Linked DNA regions of Homo sapiens: region 1 is linked to region 2. Evidence: chromatin contacts called from ENCODE Hi-C data. All regions are on one chromosome and are shown on one strand. The core of a region is the stretch at or near the end of the contact, and the rest is flanking DNA. Distances in the headings are between cores, read along the strand shown. Region 1 holds the start of CBFA2T3 (CBFA2/RUNX1 partner transcriptional co-repressor 3). Region 2 has its middle 65 kb from the start of KLHDC4.

Region 1 (3,398 bases), core at 285-2,784, 1.3 Mb before region 2:
CCCGACTCTGAGACTCTCACTGCACACAGCTGGGGAATAGGCACTGACACAGACCAACCCCAGCCACATGCTCACGGTGGCCCCGGCCCATGTGGCGGCTCAGAGCCTCTGCTGTCTCCACTCCCGGAAACGCTGTAGGAGCTGACGCCGTTAGGATCGTGCACCCTGCACAAATGAGGAAACCAGGAGGGTCAGGGCCCCCAGGACCCTCACTGTGAATCCCACCCTGAGCCAGAGCACAGGGAACAGCAGGGGACGTGGGGACCGAATGATGGCACCAGGGGATGGGCCCCGGGCTGGCAGGAATGTCCCCTCCAGCCTCAGTCCTGGGGGCAGAACGGCCGACCACCCAGGGCAGGGGAGGCCCCGGGTGGGCCTGGCGTCTGGGAAGTTCCCCAGCAGGAACAAACACATCCCCACTGTAAGCTGGACACACACGCTGGCATGCAGCTTGTTGTCACCAACTCGAGAAAGACACTCGACTATTGGGACAGGGAGACCCGGGACACCTGGAGACCCTGCGGGGAAGGAGTCGGCTTTTACTCCTGCACGGCTTGAATTATTAACTGCGTGCAAACGTGACCTAAAACTCAAATCAAATCAAATCAAAATAGCACAGATGCCCGTGAGCCGGCCCTGGGTCTGCGGGCTCCACACCTCTGGCCTGTCTGAGGCCGGGAAACCTCCAGCCATGGCATCAGAAAAGCCACCGAACCAGGGCTGCAGGGCCGAAGGGTCACTGTCCCCTCCCAGGAAGCTCCTGCCCTCTGACAGTTGTCAGGGAGCTTTAGAAAGTGGCTTTTTTTCCCAGCATCTGGGATGTGCCTCACTCTCTCAGCCCAACGGCCGCTAGAAAGGGGTCCTAGGACTCTCCCTAGGGTCTAAGTAGTCCCAAGAGTGCTCTGAGGTGGCTTCTGGAATTTCCCAGACTGGAGAAGCCACCTACCCCCGACCCCCGCAAACTCCAGGCTGCTCACCGGAGGCGGCCGCTGGGGCGTGGGGTGAGGGTCTTTCTGAGGCACCCCCGGAGAGTGGGGGAGCCCTGCTGTCTCCACAGAGGGCCAGGAGCCCTGTGCACGAGGCCAAGCAGAGAGAGAGGGTTTCCTTCCCAGCAGGCGGGAGGTACTTTGAGGACAGGTCAGGTGCCCAAGAACCCCGGAGCAGGGGCTGAGGAGAGGCTGGTCAGAGGCCCCGCCTTGCTCAAGGGCACAGTCAGCAGACACAGGAACACGGGCAGGGTGGCCCCTGGAGCGGGGGCAAACTAAAAGGGGTGCTGGGGAAAGCTCGGCTGACTGAGGGCTAGCGGAGAGGGAGGACACCCCCAGATACCCCAGGCTGAAGGAAGGGCCAAGCCCTGGGGGGAAGATGGGTGGGCGGGACAGGCCAAGGGCTCTGGGCCAGGATGGAGCTGCCCTCAGGCCTGCACACCTGCCCTGGGGCCGAGGAAACACATGCCCAGTGGCCACGCTGTAGGGCTCAGGGTGGGTGGGACGTCACCAGAGCTGCCTGGGAGGAGGAAGTTGTTGGAAGGTCAAACCGGAATGGCCCGAGGGAAGGCCGCGCAGGGCAGGGCCCCAGATGGTTCCTGTCAGGGAAGTGGCGGGCGCAGCTGCAGGCCTCCGGCCCCGGCATTATCACGGGGACACAGCTGGCTGCCTCACCCGCAGGCTGCAGGGAGACCTTCCCCAGCCTGCAGCCCCAGGCCCGCCCCGCGTCACATGAGCCCCAGGGCTCCCACCCCCTCCCCAGGGCAGAGGACACCCAGTTGGTGGCCGGGAGGGCCTCGGCTTTCCAGGGACAGAGGCCCAACTCCAGGACGCCCCAGCTGGCCCAGCCCCTCCTCTTTCCCTCAAGGCTGCAGGAGGTCGGGAAAGGCAGTCCTGGTAGAGGCCTGTCCTGGGCTCCAGGTTGGCCCCTGAGGGTGGCCCTCCTCATGCCGGCTTCAAGACTGAGGGACAGGGCAGCCAGTTCAGCCTCGGGATCCACCTGTGGCTCCATGTCCCAGACGCACCCTGTGCTGGAGAGCGGCCTCCTGGCATCTGCCGGCTGCTCCGCACCCCGGGGTCCCAGGAAGGGCGGCCCAGGTAAGAGGCTCGAGGGGAAGGTGGTGGGGTGGGGGCAGAGAGCGGCAGCCGGTGCCGGGGCTGTGACTCCTTAGAGCTTCGCGGGGCCTGCCCAGCTTAGTTGACAGTGCCGGCACGGATGGCCGTGTTGACTCACCTCAGATATCAACAGGGCCACCCCACAGGCAGGTCCTGCACAGCTGGGGCAGGTGGGCTGGTGAGGGTTTGGCAGGTGCCAGCCAGGTGCCCCAGCCCCACCCAGAGGCAGATGCTGGAGGCCGGGCTGCTCAGCCCCGTCTAGGAGGGTGGGCTGTGTTCTCCTGGGGGTGGGAGGGCCGCAGCCGGGAAGTGATGGGGGGGTCCTAGAAAGAGAGCCCTCCTCCTCCTGGGATGCCCTCCGGGTGTGACACCTCACAGCAGGTTGGATGAGGAAACTGAGGCCAGAGGGGAGGGCACTGGCCCAAGACCCCGGTGAGGAGGAAATGGACCCAACCCTGGGCCCCTGTCCGAGGAACGATTCCAGCCAGGGCAGTGGGGGTTTACGGGGAACCTGGGCCTGCCCTTCTGGGGGCTTCGGGCTCTGGGGAGGGGTCCAGTCCAGCAGGACGCCAGCTATTGCTGATACCCCCCACCCGAGCCTGCGAAGTCCCAGGACAAGGATCCCCGGACGCTGGGGGCTGCAGCTGCAGGCTGGTGGCCCCGATTCCCAGTGGCCCTCGTGGCCACACTCCCAGCAGCCGTCGGAACCTTCAGGAGCTCACAGTCTCCCGTCTCGCGGGGCTCTCACTGAGGCCGTCAGGTCCAAGGTCTGACTGCACCCCTGACACTCACACACAGAACCCGGGACCGAGGGGTGTCCCCATCTCTGGAGACCACATTCCCTGAGCAGGTCCTGGCGGCGGCTGCCTGAGGCTGTTCCCACCTGCAGCTGCCCGTGGGGCCCCAGGGCCATCCCCCACAAGGGCCCCAGATGTGAGCAGGAACTTCCCAACCCCGGGTGCCCGGAATGCAAAGGCCGGACCTCACCACAGCCAGTGCTACTGTTCGTTTCTCCCGAATGGGTGACTCAGAGCCACCTTCAAGGCAGCACCAGCCCACTGGCCCTGGCATCTGCCATCCCGTCCTCTCTGGAGCGGCCCTGTCTATCCCCTGGCGCTGAGTGGCCTTGGGCCGGGTGCTTCCTCCCTGGGCCTCAGTTTCCTCATGGTTCAGACCCTTCCGACCTGCTCCCCGCGTGAGAGCAGGTTCTCACCGGCGCGGAGAGAGACGGGCTCTGAGGCGCATGGAGAGCCGCCGCTTTGTTAGGATGGGGGCGTCTACTGTGGAAGGACGGGG
Region 2 (3,550 bases), core at 627-3,126:
TGCTTTGGCAGCTGGAGCGAGGGTGCCTCTTCCGCGTGGCTCCCCTGAGCAGAGAGGCCCCTGTGGTTTTTTTCTCCGCCGGGCTCTGGGGACAGGGTTTCTGTGGAAATGGCAAATGGTGCAGATGAGCAGAGTCCTGCTAGAGAGGTCAGCTCAGCGTCCAGGAGGGGGCGCCTGCCCCCGAGGAGGCCACGGACATGCCTGGGAAGTTGCTGCCGGAGAAGTGTGCTCTGATGTGGCTACATTTGGGGACGCGGGCTCCCCAGAGGCCCAAGCGAGAAAGCCGGGGGTTCCCAGGCTGGGGGTGCAGGACGGGCCAGGCACTGCCCTGCAGGGCCCGCCCCCCTGCCCCTGCACCCTCACACCCATCTTCCTCTCTCAGCCTGACCCCAGGGCCTGGGAGCCCCCGGCAGACCGGCCCTCCTTGCCAAACAGTGGCTGCCCTTTATGGACTCGGCGCCTGGCAGAGCCACTGTGGAGGAGGAGTTGGCTGTCATGGTCAGGGGAGGCAGCCCTTGGGTTGTCAAGGTTGGTGGTCAACGTTGAACCCATATCTGCTGGAATCTCCCGGTCTGTTCCACACACGATCATGCGGGAAGCTCTGGGACCCGAAGGCTGTTCTGATCTCGGGGGTCACAAGTTCTCACAGCAGCCTGGGGTCACCAGGGACCAGACCCGGCGTTAGCCTCTGTAAGGAGCTGCCTGGCTGCTGGGCTGAGCTTTGTTGCAGGCCCAGGAAGATGACCAAGAAGGACAGAGCAGAGCCCCATCTACCACTGCTGGGAGGGCCCGAGGGAGCACGTGCACAGCAGAGCCCCATCCTCCACTCCCTGGGCTCGAAGAGGCTTCCTCGGTGTGGATGGCAGCTGTTAACGAGCAGTGGTGGTGCAGCTGGAGGCCTCTGTCCCATGGGGCACAGACGGGAGAAGGATGGCGGACGGGTGTGCACGCTTGGGAGGACGGGCGGGCGGCATAGGCCTGAGCAGGTGGCATGGGCGCACGAGAAGGGTGTGTCTGAGACAGGATGTTTATCCCAAATGCCAGGAGTGGACGAGGCGGACGAGTGGCAGTGAGGTAGGCATGTGAGGTTGTTGCCTGGCCCACTCTGCCGACCCCAGAAACCCAGCGGCCTGGGCCCAGCACCCGGCTACACATGGGGTGAGCTCACGCCCACACTGTGGCCTGTGCCCGTCACGGGGCTGCTTGCTTCTCCTAGGCTTGGGAACAAGCTGGCATGAACGCTGTGGCCGCATTCACAGCTCAGGCACTTCCACTTTGGGTTTCATGAAGAAACAGACTTAAAGAGCATTTGTTCCTAATGGGTGGGCTGAAGCTTGGGAGGAGCATTCAGCTTCTCTCCACAGTATGGCTTCACCTGTTCCTGAGCGCCCTGCTACCCTCTTGCTAACCTGGGTGGCTGAGGTCCTCTGCTTTGGTGGCGTTGACTTCCCGTCTGCAGCCAGCGCCAGGTGCCAGCCCCCGCCTCTGCTCATCGGGAAGCGCTGGCCTGCAGGTGCTTTGTGGTTGCCACGGACCCTTGTTCTGTCCCTTTCCAGCACCCACCCCCCACGCGCTGTGCATTCCGTAGTTCATTTTCAAGGCAGGGGGCACATGGTGAAAATACAGCCTGGCTTTTTTTCAACAAATGCAGCTGCACTCTTCCTTGCTTGTTTTGAAGGCTGAGCCAGCAACCTCCTTGGCACCTGGGGACAGTCGCTTCCTCAGTTTCTGCGTACCGACTGCCTCACCTGACACGCGGCCTGGGCGCGAGAGAAGCCAACCAGGTGCCTGAGTTGACTGACTCCTTCCGCCCTCCAGCTTCCTCCCTCCGCCCTCCAACCTCCTCCCTCCACCCTCCAACCTCCTCCCTCCGCCCTCCAACCTCCTCCCTCTGCCCTGCAACCTCCTCCCCTCTGCCCTCCAACCTCCTCCCTCCGCCCTCCAATCTCCTCCCTCTGCCCTGCATCCTCCTCCCCTCCGCCCTCCAACCTCCTCCCTCCGCCCTCCAACCTCCTCCCTCCGCCCTCCAACCTCCTCCCTCCGCCCTCTGCCCTCCTCCCTCTGCCCTCCAGCGTTCTCCCTCCTCCCTCCACCCTGTTTCCTCCCTCCACCTCTTCTCTCCTCCCTCCACCCTCTTCCTTCTACCCTCTTCCCTCTGCCCTCTTCTTCTGCCCTCCTCCCTCCACCCTCTTTCCTCCCTCCTCCCTCCACCCTCTGCCCTCCTCCCTCTACCCCCTGCCCTCCTCCCTCCGCCTTATCTGGAATCGGGGTCTTGGTCCTGGGCTGGAGGCAGACCCTGGCCCGGGCGAGGTTAAAGGTACTGCAGGAGGGCGGCATCATGATGTCCTGAAGCTTGTTGCGCCCGGTGCTGTCGGCCGGCTGAAGGCAGAAACAGTCACAGCACCTGCAGCTATGGAAGGCGACGACTGAAAATCTAATAGGCACCTTGATGTCAAGTTTCCAAGACCAAAGGCAAGAACAGTCAGATCAAACTTCGGAAGAGTCAGAGAAAGTGAGCATGACCTAGAGGAGGGAGACGGTCCTTCCGCTGTCTCCTGCAGAGCGTCTGTCGCACGTATGAGGTGAAATCCGCACTGTCCCATGAAGACTGTGAGGGGAGTTGCCACCCGCACACGGCCCAGGAGCGCCAGCAGCTTGGGGACCACCACAGGCCTCAGGGTCTCTTCAGTCCGACGGGTCCAGCTGTCGATAAAACCTCCCGGGGAAGGAGTAAAGGACAACCAAGAACCTGAACTGCAAAAGTATGAAAAACATTTCATTTCCCTCGAGTTCTCCACACTTTAGGTCTGCAGCGCCTTGGGGGTGACTGATGGCCCTCCGTGAGACGCGGTGGCCATGTGCTTCTACAAGTGAAAAGGAGCAAGTGTGGTTAGAGCCTGGAGTATGGACGTCCCGGGGACCGCTGGCCCATGGCCTGGCTTGGGGCCTTACAGGGGAGCGAGCTGAGTGAATGCAGGGGAGGGCCCGTCTTTCTACAGTGTGTATCTTGTTTTTGAGACAGACTCACTCTGTCGTCCAGGCTGGAGTGCAGTGGCGCGATCTCTGCTCACTGCAACCTCTGCCTCCCGGGTTCAAGCGATTCTCCTGCCTCAGCCTCCTCAGTAGCTGGGATTACAGGCACCTGCCACCACGCCTGGCTAATTTTTGTATTTTTTTTTTAGTAGAGATGGGGTTTCACTATGTTGGTCAGGCTGGCCTCGAGCTCCTGACCTCAGGTGATCCACCTGCCTTGGCCTCCCAAAGTGCTGGGATTACAGGCATGAGCCACCGCGCCCGGCCCTGCCCTGCTTTTCTACATCACCACTGTCTTGTCAGTTAGCTCGGCTCAGGCATTGCATGCCTGATCTGTATCTTTGGGAATCCTGTGAGGTAATGGTTCTAGATCCAAAAGAATGGATAAAGAGACTGTTTCAGTTCCCGAAATTATCCAGGCACATTCTGTGCGCTACTGAACTTCAGAAAGCACCAGTCCATCCAGTGTGCAGAGGCTGGTAAGTAAAACAGGCCAGCCGTGGGCACAGACAGTTTC

The links. Hi-C counts contacts between places; a loop is a spot of excess contacts on that map. Pooled maps may share reads with other maps.
Region 1: a pooled map shows a loop between it and region 2 (3-fold over the local background). The contact joins the promoter of CBFA2T3 here to the enhancer-like site in region 2. A Hi-C loop is called at or near these places in 1 of 168 maps with a recorded cell type or tissue (OCI-LY7), 2 of 37 single-sample maps with no recorded cell type and 1 of 50 pooled maps.

Annotation. Positions count from the first base shown.
Region 1 is chr16:88,975,343-88,978,740 of GRCh38, reverse strand. CBFA2T3 (CBFA2/RUNX1 partner transcriptional co-repressor 3) reads left to right here and starts at 1,534. Exons shown (of 12, transcript NM_005187.6): 1 at 1,534-2,084. The coding sequence starts at 1,934. RefSeq lists enhancers at 1,113-1,162, 3,003-3,212, 2,865-3,398.
Region 2 is chr16:87,699,162-87,702,711 of GRCh38, reverse strand. It overlaps a transcript of KLHDC4 not described here. Among named protein-coding and RNA genes, the nearest start is that of KLHDC4, 65 kb to the left of the region's middle. RefSeq lists enhancers at 1-221, 952-1,001 and a silencer at 342-401. Within about 2 kb of position 1,876, at least 4 of the 41 ENCODE cell types and tissues checked have a DNase peak (open chromatin) inside an H3K27ac peak, as active enhancers do; they include OCI-LY7, where a contact is called at or near this core.